2 separate regions of the Mus musculus genome follow, and region 1 is linked to region 2. Evidence: chromatin loops called from intact Hi-C (ENCODE). Cell type or tissue: left cerebral cortex. All regions are shown on one strand. Each heading gives the region's core, and the rest is flanking DNA. Links, peaks and the distances in the headings are about the cores only.

What was found. Peaks named below come from ENCODE experiments on the same cell type or tissue, not always from the same donor. Only the 100,000 strongest peaks of a DNase experiment are listed, where the experiment ranks them.
Region 1: it touches region 2 in a loop (2.0-fold over the local background); 2 of 42 quality-filtered maps call a loop at or near these places.

Annotation. Positions count from the first base shown.
Region 1 is chr6:136,801,407-136,809,013 of GRCm38, forward strand. H4f16 (H4 histone 16) reads right to left here and starts at 3,025. Exons shown (of 1, transcript NM_175652.3): 1 at 2,587-3,025. The coding sequence starts at 2,973. The coding sequence ends at 2,662. H2aj (H2J.A histone) reads left to right here and starts at 6,842. Exons shown (of 1, transcript NM_177688.4): 1 at 6,842-7,607. The coding sequence starts at 6,934. The coding sequence ends at 7,323. In left cerebral cortex, for the core only: a CTCF peak has its summit at 3,984 (motif pointing left); DNase peaks (open chromatin) are centred at 2,768 and 3,052; H3K4me3 peaks cover 943 bases; H3K27ac peaks cover 1,320 bases.
Region 2 is chr6:136,527,671-136,535,277 of GRCm38, forward strand. All of the region lies in intron 1 of Atf7ip (activating transcription factor 7 interacting protein), which reads left to right. Among named protein-coding and RNA genes, the nearest start is that of Atf7ip, 13 kb to the left of the region's middle. In left cerebral cortex, for the core only: no CTCF peak of the experiment used is centred there; DNase peaks (open chromatin) are centred at 4,415 and 5,008; H3K4me3 peaks cover 1,311 bases; H3K27ac peaks cover 1,616 bases.

The DNA.
Region 1 (7,607 bases), core at 2,589-5,088, 270 kb after region 2:
CATGAAGGCGTTTTCACACGCAGACCATTCATCACACTTTACTCTATGAAATGGCCTCCTCTCTCTCCTGCCTTATGCCTGGCCGGTTTTGTTCTTTCTCACACTTAGTCAACCGGCTTCAAGGGGCTTCTGCTTTCTGGCTGTGTGTATTTATTTCATCTCCTCTAGCATCTTCTTTGTAGTTTCATGACTCACATACACATGCACACACAACACATGCACACACAACACAGGCACACACAACACATGCACACACACACAACACATGCACACACACACAACTCTACATCGAAGAAAACACATTTCTTTTGCTTTTTGTTTTTTTAATCTTTCAGAGTCCAATTTTCTTACACGCGTTCGCGACCGGCCAGGAAAGACGCAACAAACCGGAATCTTCTGCGGCAAAACTTTATTGCTTACATCTTCAGGAGCCAGAGTGCAAGAGAGCAAGAGAGAGAAAGAAAAAGAACAAGAAAGCAAGAGAGAGAAAAAGCAAGAACAAGAGAGAGAAAAAGCAAGAACAAGAGAGAGAAAAAGCAAGAACAAGAGAGAGAAAAAGCAAGAACAAGAGAGAGAAAAAGCAAGAACAAGAGAGAGAAAAAGCAAGAACAAGAGAGAGAAAAAGCAAGAACAAGAGAGAGAAAAAGCAAGAACAAGAGAGAGAAAAAGCAAGAGCAAGAAAAAGAACAAGAACAAGAAAGCAAGAGAAAGAACAAGAAAGCAAGAGAGAGAAAAAGAACAAGAAAGCAAGAGAAAGAAAAAGAACAAGAGCAAGAAAAAGAACAAGAACAAGAAAGCAAGAGAAAGAACAAGAATGGCAAAACCCCGTCCCTTTTAAGGAGAATTATCCTCCGCCTAGGACGTATTACTCCCTGATTGGCTGCAGCCCATCGGCCCAGTTGTCATCACGAGAAAGGCAGAACACATGGCGGGAAAACTGCCCCTGCACGTGTGCAGATTATGTTTACCACTTAGAACACAGCTGTCAGCGCCATCTTATAATGGCAAATGTGAGGGCGGCTTCCCACACAATTTTGCTTAATATAGTGATTTCTGTCCCGTCCATCATCTTGTCAGTGTAAGATTTCTGTTTTTCTTACCACTAAGTAACTTTCCATCCGGGCAGGTGACATGGCAGTTTCTAATTTAAGCCTTTTGAGAGAAATGATTTCCACAGTGAATGCACAAATACTTTTGTTGCTGTTGTTATTTGTGTAATAATAAATGATATTTAAGTTTCATTTTTTTGTTTCATTTCTTTTTGCTAGTAATAGTTATAGATGTTTGATTATCTCAAATAATCAAAACTCAGATTAAAAGAGGGGTGATAATCATTATTATTACATTTTGTGTTTCATAGTTTGATAGAACATGTGACTTTATAAGAAAATAAAAACCATATAACTGTAACTGAAATATTTCTCAAGACAGAAAAATAAACATCTCATTTTTCACTTGCTTTAAGAAAATGAGTTCACTAGACTAATGGTATCAGTGTTATGTATGCTCAGACTCTAGAAGTGAAGTGTCAGCCCACAGGGGCAGAGAAGACTCTCGCAAAAACAAAAAACAAAACAAAACAAAACAAACAAACAAACAAAAACACCAGTGGCACATAAAACGAGGTTGTGTAAAATCGCACAGAGCAGAGTTCAAATCTAGGCTCCAAAATTTTAGCCTTCGTTGTCTCATCCACAGCTGTACTCACTATCAACACTTAAAATAAATCTGCTGAAAGACCGCACCAAGTTTCTGCCACACAGAAAGCATTGAACACGAGATAACCATATCTTAATGAAATGCCAGGTTCCTGCTCCAGGAACTGTAGGAACAGTCTCCTATTTCTTCAGCCAGTGAGAAGACCCGTAAACATCAGATGTAAAAACCTAGAGATCTGAAAAACAAAACTACCGTTTTGAGTAATGTGTACAGAAAGCCGGTAAGCAGACCTGAGTCCAGGGGCCTAAGGAAGCGACTTCCTGGATCCAGAGTTAAACCCATCTGGGTATGGAGCATCGAATACAAGTACTTTGAAGGAGCAGCAAGGGCTGTGACTAACCTACTCTGAAGACTTAAATGAGACACATATGGTCTGTGGAAGCTGAAACAGAAGGACCACCGAAAGACTTATACCAGCCTGAACTAAATGGTAGACATCCGAGTGCTCCTCTTCCCCCAAACCCACGTGCTTAAGGCAGAGAAACAGCTACAGCTGAGAAAGCCAAGTTTAAGCTACAGGGTGACTTTATTGTGGGGTTCCAAGCCTCCACACCTGCCCTCATTCAGGTCCACTGTCTCTACAGGAGCTTTTTTCCCCTTTTTAGAGCGTCCGCAGAGGCTGCACCCTAGCACTCTGGGGCTGTCAACTCAACAGACACCTAAAAAAACTCATTCACGCAGACCACTCCGCAAGCATTCTGAGCAGGTCCCAGGCGGTAGGCGGGGCCACCAGCCCAAGTCCTCCAATGAAAAAGTGCACCCAGGCAGCTCAATTTGCATACAAGACAAAGCATACCAAATACAAAAAGTAATGAGACGCTCATAACTAGTGAGAACTACAAATGTCCACAGCTCCTTTCTGATGCTTTGTGGGCCCTGAAAAGGGCCTTTGTGGATGGGGGAAGCCGGCCAAGGGAACGGCCTAGGCACAGGAGGGCTCGCTTAGCCGCCGAAGCCGTACAGAGTGCGGCCCTGGCGCTTGAGCGCGTACACCACGTCCATAGCCGTAACCGTCTTGCGCTTGGCGTGCTCGGTGTAGGTGACGGCGTCGCGGATCACATTCTCAAGGAAAACCTTGAGGACACCGCGAGTCTCCTCGTAGATGAGACCCGAGATGCGCTTCACGCCGCCACGCCGAGCCAACCGCCGGATAGCGGGCTTGGTAATGCCCTGGATGTTGTCGCGGAGAACCTTGCGGTGTCGCTTGGCGCCACCTTTCCCCAGACCCTTGCCGCCTTTTCCTCGTCCTGACATATTAGTAAACAACCTAATAAAGAGACAGGAGAAACTACAGTAATCCGCCGCCGAGCAAGAGCTTATATTTCCTGGGAGCGGACCTGATTGAAAACAGCAAGGAGTGGGCGGAGCTCTAGACTCCACCCCCTGGCTCTTTGTGCTCTGCTGTCTCCCAAGAACCATAAAACCCTTTCGGTTCCCTCTCCAAATTCCAGGAACCCTAGCACATTTGAAAGTTTAAATAATATAAGGTAACAATCTATTTCTCCTCTTTTTTTTTTTTAGCACAAATAAAAACGGCGCATCATGCTTGTTATCTTCAGTGCACGCTGATTCGGTATTTTCTAAGCAGCATGCTTGTTTTTACACAACTTTAATGTGAAAATGAAAAGAAGCTAGCAATAGAAATCTAGCTTACTAGGTCTTATACCGAAGCAGTTTACATTTTCACGAGAGAGTCTTTTGAGGGGATAGAAGTGTTTTAGTGCCTTTCTTTTGTGGCCACGATAAGAAAATTATGCTAGTTCCCACTTCCTATTTGGTTTCAACTGTTTCTGCAGTGTATGGATTTTCTGCTCCTGCATTGCAAACACATTGGTATTCGCTTTTCAGCCAATTGTTCCTATAGTTACTTAGCTGAACTATTGTAACTTGTCATTTAGATCCGAGGTCCTTGTTGCTTGCGTTTAAAAGAGACCTGGTGACTCACATCTGTAATTTAGGCTCTCCGGAGGCTGAGGCAGGATTGCCAAGAGCTGGGGCCAGCCTAGGCTAGACAGACTCAAATACATTTCCCCTCCTCCCCACTCAAATAGCTTGTAAAGTACCAGAAGTCAAAAGCATGACTCCGAATAACAGGACTGTCCTTAAGTTTGTTTCGTTTTTAAAGACAGCAGGTTTTGGGCTGGAGAGATGGCTCAGTGGTGAAGAGCACTGACTGCTCTTCTGAAGGTCCTGAGTTCAAATTCCAGCAACCACATGGTGGCTCACAACCACCTGTAATGAGAACTGATGCCCTCTTCTGGTGTGTCTGAAGATAGCTACAGTGTACTTACATATAATAAATAAATAAATCTTAAAAAAAAAGAAAAAGGCAGCAGGATAAATGCGTTTAGTTTGTAGTACTTTACAATTCCCATTAGTTCCACAACTCAAACAGCATTTCATTTGTTTGTCCCCTCCCTGTCTCTTAGAGATTGAGCTCTAGGATAGCTGGAGGGGGAAGAAGCCTTAATCATTGAATTTTACCTCATGATTTTAAATCCCTTGCTCTTCAGAATTCTTACCAAAATGAAAGCTGCTGCCAGAATACTTATTCAAATTTGTAAAACTGTGTGTCAACAAACAAACAAACAATCAACAACAACACACACAAAAAAAAGAGAGAAAAGCAAAAAGAAAGCAAAGAGACCTTTCCATAAACATACATTTAAGATGGTTTACAGAAGATATTCTAGAGCTTTCTTCCCCAAAACTGCACCAGAGGTTTCCATACACATTGACTTAGAATATATAACCTATCGAATGCTTAGGAGCATTAGATAGTATATGAAAGTCAGCTGTTAGGTGGTACAGCCAGGATTCTGAGGAAGTTGGCTCCGGGATACCTCCTTGATGGTGGAGTATATTGTTCAGATCCAAAGGTGTATGGGGGACCCCAGCTCCTGGTTAGCTCATTACTGTGCTAGGAAATAAAGATGTACATAGATAGAAGTACATGGGGTTGGTTTTTCTCTGTGTGTGTTTAATATTTTGTATCTTGGGACAGGATCCTATGTAGCTCAGGCTAGGTGGGAACTCTCTCTGTAGCTAACGATGGACAATCTTCGATGGACAATCTTGACTCTCCTGTCCACGCCTCCTTTATACTAAGATCACAGACAGGCCCCACTTCACTTGGTTCTGTGGAGTTTATTTAAATAAAATCGCAATTAGACTAAGGAGAGGGTAAATTTATGATATTTTAATTAAATGGATACAAAAAAACCTACATGACATTTAATCAGCGTTTGACATTACTTAGTTGTGTAATTTCAGAAATGCAGTAAACTGAAGTACCGGAGTGAAACAGTGGAAGAAAAACACTTTAGTTTGTTTCAAATGTCAAGGGCCTATCATATGAATCATAAGAACAAGTTGAGGGATTCTGTTTCCAGTGTCTTGGCCTAAGAGTAATCTAAAGTCTCGATGGAGCACCAAGTGACAACCTCCAGCAGGCAGGCAGGCAGAGGCGAAGGGTCCTCCCCTCTGGAATCCAGTGGTTCTTCTCCGGCTCATACACAGCCCCAGAGCCACGTAATGTTAATATCCTATCAGATTCATCCATGCTATCCACAAGGACTGCATTCCTGCCTAGTCTGTGACTATGGCCTCGAGGCCCTGAGAAGGAAGGGACTGTCCCCAGGAGCAGCAACAGTGTCCAAAGACCAGCCTCATGTGGTATAGGTAGGACAGGCCAAAGAACCAGCTTTTGTCCCAGGCTGGTGGCTGCACACAACTTTAATCCCAGCATTAGGGAGGCAGGCAGATCTCTGAGTTGAAGGCCAGCCTGGTTTTTATAGTGAGTTCCACGGCTGCCAGGGCTACAGGAAGAAAAGTCTCAAAAACTAAAACAAATAGAAAACCTACAAAGCTTCTTTTGCAGCTAGCTCTCCAGGTGGGTGTGTCAAGGAGCAGATGACGAAAGCTCGTTCTAGGAGGGCAGAATTCAGCCAAGGAGCTATGGCTGAGCCGGAATTGCTGTGGCACTCACAAGCACAGACCCTGGAGTCAGATAGTCAGATTTGAAAGTCGCCCCTGGCTATACTGGAGACTAATTTCCATGAGTATGGTATGAGGGAACAGAGGTGCTCTTCTCTGGGCTTCCGGTTTTTGATTGTTTCCAGGTAGTTTCTCTCTTAGGCCAGGCTCAATTCAAGTTCTCCATACTCCTGCATCAGCTGGGTTTATAGGCACTGAACACCATAGTCTGCTTACTGTTGTATTTTATTTAAAAAAAAAAAAAAAAAGCCGGGGACGTTTGGTGGAGGAGCGTTATTGTGCACGTAGGGGGTAGAGGGGGTGCGGCCCATGCTGAGGTACCAGCCACAGGACGGTATAGTAGTTTATTTAGGGCATGAGGTGAGTTGAGGGGGTAGTAGCGAGAGCGAGAGAGAGAGAGAGAGCGAGAGCGAGAGCGAGAGCGAGAGAGAGAGAGAGAGAGAGAAAAGGCCGAGGGGGTGTGCGGGTGGAGGCCGGCCATGAACACGTGGAGAGAGGGGTAGGGGAATGGGAGAGAAGGGACAGAGGGCTAAGAGAGTAAGAAAGCAAGAGAAAAGTGTGGGTGTGTGTGTGGGGGGGGGCAAGCAGCTTCTTTTACAGTGGGTCAGGCACACCTGGCTGCTGCCAGGTAACTGTGGGGCGGAGCCTAGAAGAAATGCCAACACCATCATTTTTATTTTTTGAGATAAGGTCTCACTTCCTAGCTTGGTCTATAACGCACAAAGTAGCCCAGGCTGTCTTTGTATTGGTAATCCTCCTACTTCAGCTCTTTCTCCCTCCAAAAGCTAGGATTACTGATTTGAACCAAGTATGGCTTTGCTTAACTCCCCGTTTTCGCTGCCCTCCCTCCGTTCCTTCCTTATTAGGCTGGTATGGATCTTGGAATATCTACAGCTGACCTTAGGCTCCGGGCAATCTTGTATCGGCTACCCTAGTGCTGGGATTGCAGACTCGAACCACCCAGTTAACTACATCCTGGCAGCCAATCCCAACAAGTTTGAGGATGCCTGTGAACTATGTAAATTAGGACTAGAAATTTGAGCTTTTGATTGGGAGACATCTGGATGGGCGGGGGCTCTGCTTCCGCGAGCTGATTGGGTACGGTACCTGCCTGTCACGGGCGGCAGCGGCTGCAGTTTGGCGAGGCAGTTCCGGGGTGGCGCGCGTCGTCCCGGAACTGAGCGAGCCGGTGTTGGAGTTCCAGGCGCGGGGTCGAGCATGTCCGGGCGAGGCAAGCAGGGCGGTAAGGTGCGCGCCAAGGCCAAGTCGCGCTCGTCGCGCGCGGGCCTGCAGTTCCCCGTGGGCCGCGTTCACCGGCTGCTGCGGAAGGGCAACTACGCGGAGCGCGTGGGCGCGGGAGCGCCCGTGTACCTGGCGGCGGTGCTGGAGTACCTGACGGCCGAGATCCTGGAGCTGGCGGGCAACGCGGCGAGGGACAACAAGAAGACGCGCATCATCCCTCGTCACCTGCAGCTGGCCATCCGCAACGACGAGGAGCTCAACAAGCTGCTGGGCCGTGTGACCATCGCGCAGGGCGGCGTCCTGCCCAATATCCAGGCCGTGCTGCTGCCCAAGAAGACGGAGAGCCAGAAGGTGAAGAGCAAGTGAACCCGACAGACGGGTGCAGAGCCCGCCCGCCACAGTCCGCAGCCAATAAAGTCGGTGAAAAGCGAGTAATCTAGAGAGCTGTGTAGTCGCGGGACCGAGGGGGTGTTGGGTGGGGACGAGTTCCAACTTTGAGCGTGACGCAGGCCACCTGTGTGGCCATGTGCGAGCCGGAGGAACCCAGCGGGTGGATTGGGAGAGCCCCGTCGCATCACCGTGGGCAGGAGAAGCGGACCTAGTGCCCAGAGGCTACTCTGGAATTGGCTTTGCCTAACTCCCCAGTCTTA
Region 2 (7,607 bases), core at 3,020-5,519:
TGCTTCTGCCTCCCTGAATGATGGGATTAAAGTCATGCATCACTACCAGCTGGCTGAATTTTTCATTTCTTATATTAAATTTTATTTTTCATTTCCTGCCTATACTATTCTGTTCTGGACTTGAAAGTATACCTTTTCCCTTCATATAATAGGTTTTATAGTGTTCTTCTTGATGTGTAATGTATTGCTGATATGTAATGTATTGTTAAGTATTTTTTTGGCATTTGCTTTCTGTCTTTCATGTTAAAGGAATGCCAAATATGTTTTTCATGTTTGAGTTCTTTCTTGGGGGCTTAAGGCATAATGTAACGTAATAGAAGTCAATTGAAATATCTAAATTTAGATAGACTTAAACTTTTCTCTAGTATGATTGGGGGGGCATTTTTGGTGAACTCAAAATGTCTTGAGTTTTGTATTGGTTATACACTTATGCTTTCCCTTTTGTAAGTTGGTGCACATGTATATATGCATACACGTATGTGTGTGGGTGCATATTAACATATACTGCATGTGGAAGCCAGATGGCTTAGGGTTAGGGTTAGGGTTAGCAGAGGTCAGTGCCCTATGTCTTCTTCAATCACTTTTTATCTGTTTTTGTTGTTGTTGTTGTTTTGTTTTTGTTTTTTTGTTTTTTGAGATAGGGTCTCTCATCGAACTTGGTGCTTTCCAATTCAATTCACCTAACAGGCTACCAAGTCCTGGGATTTTCTTGTCTCTGCCTTCCAGCCCTGGGATTACAGGCCCACAGCCTCACAAAGTAGATACTGAGGATCAGATTTGTGGCAATCATTTAATCATTTTACTGCTGTCTCTCCACAAAAGATTTCCATTTTTATGCATGGAGAATAAAATTCTGATTCATGGAGGAAGAGGCTTAAGTATCTCCTCATTCAGTCTGCACTCTGTCAGTTTTCAGTGTTTTTCTTCCCTCTTTTTCTTTCTTCCTTCCTCCTCCTCTCCCTTCTTCTCCCCCTCCTTGTTTTTTTGGCTGTTGTTACTGTAGTTGGAATCCAGCACCTTGTAAATGGTACACAAGCCCTCTCACAAAACTACAATGTTGCTGTGACCCTCTTACTTATTTTCAGACCTTGCTAGGTTTAGGGAAAGCTAGTGTTTAGTGATCTGTTTTTGATAGGAGCTTCTAGAGTTCTTACCTCCCCTCATAGCTTTGGCCATTGGTAGAGCCCCCTCTACCATTCTTTTTTTTTAACTTGTTGCCAAGTGCTTCTTGAAATACGTTTTTGGCCTTCCAGATCTTTCTAGCTGTTTTATCTTACTTTCATTTAAAGAAAAGAAATTACGCCTTGGAAAAACCTCTCCTGACTGCCTAGGAATAAAGCTCAGCGGTAGAGAATTTGCCTAACGTGGACAACAAAACCGAACAAAACAAAACAAAACCAAAAAACCAAAAACCAAAACTTCTCGTTTATAATTTTTATAGGATTAAGGGGATGAAATGAGGTATCTTCAGTTTGTATCTTAGTTTTCTTTTCTTCTTCTTTTTTTTAATTACAAGCTTATTCTATTTTATGGAGTGGATCATGTGTTTTATTTAATGGGTGTGGGGGACATTGAGGGACTTGATTCTTGCCAGTCACTGTGTGGGCCCCAGGGACTAAACCCAGGTTGTTGGATATCCTCAAAGAAGTTTTTACTGAGACTGCCTTGAGGGAGTCGAGGACAAGGACAGAGATGCATGCCCTTTGATTCAGGTCCCAGGGAGTAAGTGGGCCCAGCTCTGCCTTCTGTAATTGCTGCAGGGAGGGAGGGAGGGAGGGACAGGGCCTCCAGAAAAGGAAGCGGGTTGGCATGAGAAAGTGGAAAGTTGTGTTTAAAGTTTGTTTAGGATTTTGGTCAGTAACCTAAGAAATAAAATTACATTACATTGTTTGAATTATAACCTAGAAAAGCTAGTGAAGCCATGAAGATGTAGTGTGTATGTTAGAGCCCTTTTATACCTTTTCAAAAGAAGTTTTCAATAATTTATACACGTTATTCCACTAATGTGGTAAATAAAAATTATAGTAGCTGACTCAAGTGAATTTCTTCCCTCTTGCAAATGATTATAGTTCTGGATATAAAAATTGGTTTGTAACTCTTGTTTTCAGGGCTATCTAGATTCTTGATTGTGATATTACTTTATCATTTACAAATTCATTAGACCAGATTCTTAGAGCAGAGCCATCCTGACTGCAGGTTGTAGTTGGGACATGTCTGCATCACTGTCGTGATGAGATGAGAAGACTGTGACAAAGCATGCTATTTTCTCCTTGTGAGATGAAATGTGAGATTGTCGAGGAACCAGTTACCCAATTAAAATTCTTTCCAAGTCATTTATTTTTACAAATAAATGATGTGGCTTTGTAAATAATCTCATCTAAAATTTCCTAAAAGATTTCTTGTGACATTAAGTTAAGCCATGTTAGACTTAGAAATATTAATAGAATTTAAAAACAAGTAATTAAGTTATTATGTGAAAATGTCATAATGAAATCTGTTATATTTTAATTAAGAAACAGTGCTACACAAGCCTGACCTTAGGTCTGTTCCTGAAACCTACTTTGGAAGGAGAGAACTCCTGGAAGTAGTCCTCTAATATCCATGCAAAAGCCATGGGCATGCATATGTGCTCATATATGTGCTCATATGGGCATATGCATATGTGAATATGTGCATTCGTGTACATACACGATGATGATAATGACAATTGAACAGTAATAATACAAAGTTGAAACAATATTTCTATAGCTGTCTTAGAACTCAATTATTCTATGCAAACAGTAGACACTACAGTCCTTCTCAAAACACTAAAAATGGGAATGTGCTGTATAAAAGCACATTCTTTACCACATTGAACTCTGAACTGTAGTCTTATAGGAGAAAATTAGGAAAAAAAGAGACATTGTAAGTGAAGGTTCACAAAATGCACAGTTTGCTGAGTTTTTATGTCAGAAGCAGAATAATGAGAATCTCAAAGTACTGTGTGAGTTGAGATAATTTTATACTATTGAATAGAAAAATGATATTCTAATGGAAGACAAATTAAGGTGCAGTTTCTGATCTTCTGATTTTACATGGTATGTGAAGAGAGAGTGTTGAAGTGTGGTCAATGAAGTGGAGATAAGAGCTAGAGATCTTGAGAGCAGTTACCTCAGGTTTGGATGATGGACACAGTGAGGAGAAGAGGGTTGGCTGTTAAGGAGAGGACCATTAGTGTTAGTTCTGAATGGTGGGTGTTCTAGCCCATGTTTGTTAACCCAGGACTTTGGAAGGCAGATGCATGAAGAATGCTATATGTTTTAGGCTAGTCTAGGTCTAAAGAGTGAGACTGTCTCAACCAAACAAAACCTGTTGAATCCAGACGAGCCTAGACTAGAATTTATCTGTTGAGTTGGACTGTTGTTTTTCTGGGACACGGAACAAAAGGTATAAGCCACGACAGCAGCCTGATATTCTCTTTTCTTGTTTTTATTAGAAGGAGAAAACCCAGTATCTAAACAGGTTGGCTAAAAACTGTATGGATGAGTGTACAGCTAGGTTATTTTTCAGCTTTTATTGAAGTTTGACTGTTATTTAGTCTCTGAGCCTGTTATGGATATCACAGATTGGTGGTAAAGCCTGCCATTAGACTCAGTAACAATTGAGATAGTACCCAAGGTTTATCAGGTTAGCTATACTGTGAGCACATCTATTCAGAACAGTCGTAGTTTACTAACATCTTGATTTTATTGAATAAACGAAACCATCCTCAGCCACAATGCTCTAAGGCTCCTGTGGCTTGGCCAGGTAAGGTATCACAAATACCTTCGGGGGGTAGATGCAGGAGGATTGCGAGTTTGAGGGCAGCTTGAATGTACTGTGGATTCAGGGTTTTGGTTAGTGAGATTGTCCCAAAAAAATACAAAACAAGGGTTGGTGTCATACTTCAGTGATATGAAGCATGTAGTATGGTCAAGGCCCAGGCTTGACCCCCCCCCCCAGACTAATTTTTTTTTTGTAACTTTTATTTTTATTTTTATTTTATTTTATTTTGTTTTCTAATATAGCTTTTAAGACAGTTTTCACAGACATTGTCCAGTTCATCTCATGGAAACTTGAATAATGTCTCTTTTAAGACTGAGTAATTAAAAAAATGTATATGTAATATATCAAGTGTATACAGAAATAGAATGAGATAAGGAAACACGTGAATTATCATCTCTTGCGGCCAGTCTGTCTGTCACCTCTCTTATGCCTTAAACAGTCGTAGTAAGTGCCCACATTTAGATAGCACAACACAAGAACACTGAGCTTGAACCCGTGTGCGGAAGGATGGAGGAGCCTGGCTCCAGAGCTGCTGGAGCCTGAGAAGCAGAACAGGCCCTTTGTGTGCCTTGGGGCCTTTCTTCTGCCAAGTTTGCTGGGGTGTTCTCAGATGTGGCTTGATTATACCTCCCCACTTCCGGACTAGGTTGCACCCTTTGTCCTCCGGTTCCCCTTCCCTGGGAGTCTCTGGTCTTCATTGACTTTATACTAGTACCATTGACTTTATACTAGTAGCTCTGTGTATCCTGGGAGTGTACTCAGGACATTCAGACTACAAAGAGATATTTAATTTTATGGGAACTTATTAAAATATGCTTTGTTACCACCTTAGTTTTTAAGACTGTATCATTCCAACTAAAAAATGTGGTTGTAAAGTCTAACCATTCTGCTAGATTGAGTACTTTTGAAGCTTAGATTTTGTCAAAACAATTTAATTAGCTTTTTAAAATTAAAATCAACGTGATCAAATGAATATAGGATTTAGACAGATTTGACACTCTTCTTGTGATGGCCGTGTTCCATTAAAGGTAAAATAGAAAAGGTAAATAGAAAGAAAAAGGGGCTCTTGAGTGGGGTTCGAGGGACTGGCTTTCTCCTCTCTTTTCTGGACTGAAATGGAGGCTTGCTTTCAGGCAATTCCCTGGTGTGCACTCTGCGTGATTTGGCTCTATCTCTGTTACTGCTAATACGTGGCCTGGATTTCAAGTTGTTTGGGATCGGAATGTGCCCAGACTCTGTATTGCAAGTCCGGATTCCCAGGCATTTTGTTGCAAAACTGGCTTGCTGCCTTCTTTTTTCTTTTCTGTGTCCTAAGTGGCTGCATTGTTTGTTGCAGTATATGCATTAGCTATCTGTGTTCAGTTTATTGCAGCCTGACAAAGTGGGAGGGGCTTGCTTTGCTCCATGGCTGAGTTTTCACTGTGTGAGTTCTTCAGTGCACAGTGCAGCCATCTTAATTACACTTTTGTGCAACTGAGACTGTGCAGCTGTCTCAAAATGGCTGCTAACCCAATCCCTGAAGCTGCATAGGCAGCAAGTGTGCCAGTGAGGAGACTTGTCACATGCACCAGGATCAGAGGTAAGAGCCAGGAAGCTTTGATCTTTAAGCATTACAATTAGAAAACATTAGAACATGACCAAGCTTGGATAGGAAGGAGAACTCGCATGTGAAAAAGTTGGCATGTTTACTAAGACCTGTAAGCTTGTGTTAGAGAAACCGTGTGTTGGGATGGTGAGGTCAAAGGTTAAATTCCTCCTGTGATTCCTCACCAGTTTGTTGTCATTGTCAGGACACTGGATCACCACAGTGGTGCTTTTCTGATCCATGCCGAATTTAATGCTCCTTGTGTATTTGATAATTAATTCATTAGATATTTGTAGAAATTCAAACTGTATATTGAGAGTTTTTTAAGAAGCCATTAATTAGCCTTGTTTAGAAAGATTATGATTTTCTGACTTTTAAAATGAGATTTTTATGGTAGTTTTATAAAAAGAATGGTAATTTGCTACATTAAAACATAGAAAAAATATTGTTTTTTTGTTATATGCTTCAGTGCTGTCTCACATGCTCACTAATTATAGTAAATATATGTGTACACATACACACATGCACACACACACATGCACACACACACAAACACACACATTTATATAGTGTCGTACTTTTCCTTAGGTTACTTTTTGTTCGAATTGGCATTTGGATTTAGATTTTAAATTTCAGAGTAGTTTCACATATAGACCTGTACATTTTTTGGTCAATCTAATGCAATCTGGTACCTAGAATAAATATTGTTTTAGGTAAGTAGCATTATTGTACATATTTAAAATTGTTAATACTCAAATTGTAAATTTGAAAAAGGTGTTTAGCATTGTAAAACAGAAATGTTTGCTAAACTACAATATCATGGTTTCCTAGCAAATTGGGAGAATAATTTTTTCTTTCTCTTCCTTTCTCCCTCCCTCATTCCCCCCCCCCACCTTCTTTTCTCCTTTTTCGAGTTGTGATCTCAGTGTGGCCTGCTGTTGGTTGTGCCTAGATTGCTAAGTATGTGAGGCCCCTGACCTCTAGTCTCTGCCTCACCAGTACTTGGATCACAGGTTCGTGTGCTGCTGCGCACTCCCGAAAGCAGGAATGACATTCCACTCACATAATTCAGGTAGAACAGTTTTATCTTAAGCAGTGCTTATGTTATAGTAGTTACTAAATTATTTTCTGAATGCTGTCATATACTTCTGTTGCTTTGTTAATAGAGTAGTTTAAATATATTCTTGACTGATACAGTAGAGAACAGTTAGTTATGTATGTTTTGATAGAGGAGCTTTTATTTTTTATTTTGTAATCTTTTACGCTTTTCGATTTTTATTTTCTCCCCTCTGTTTTTATTTTTATCTTTAAAAAACAGTGTCTCATATACTATAAGCTGGCCTTGGAACATTTGTTCTGTGGCCTGGGCTGGCCTTGAACTTGTAATCTTCCTGCTTCAGCCTACCAGAATTAGAGGCAAGTACCACCACGTCTGATTCTAAAGCAACTTCTAAAATAGCAAATTACATTTTTGCAAATTGAATTTGTAATCACATGTGCCTGTGTAGCTTTGAACCTTGAGCTTGTGATCCAAGGATGGGAGGCAGAGACTGGAGGTCAGGAACCTAAGGCAAGCCTCGCCTACTTAGCAGGCCAGGGGCAACCAATAGCAGGCCACACTGAGATCGTGGCTCAAAAAAAGAGCAAGAGGAGGAGGGAGGGAGACAAGGAAGGAGAAGGGAAGAGAGAGAAGGAAGGAGGGACAGAAAGAGAAGAAAGTTACTCTCCCAACATATTAAAAGGCTATACATGAAGTTTTATTTTGTACTTATTTCATAGTATAAATTTATTTAATTTACTTGTAATAATTGTATTTAATAAATAAAGTATTGTGTTTAACAAAACTTTGAAATAAGATCACTTATGACCTTAAGAATTTTATATTAGTATCCAGACCTGGTTGACTTTTTTGCAGAGCTCAGCCTCTAAGGCATTATGGAATTCTGTTTTGAGTTTTCCTGAAATGCATCTACTTTTATTCCTTTTTTGATTTTTCTTGAAGATCTACACTGGAACATTAAAGCTGCTACTTAATAGTTTAAGATTGCTGCCTTGTCATGAACTTTAATTTATACTTACTCTTGCTTATATATTTTTAAATAAAATAATGTTTTTTGTAATTTAAACTCAAGTAAAATTATGAATTATTGATAATCTTAATGATAGTTTATATAAATCATCTACTCGTGTGCATTTGCCCCCCAAACAGAAACAAGGT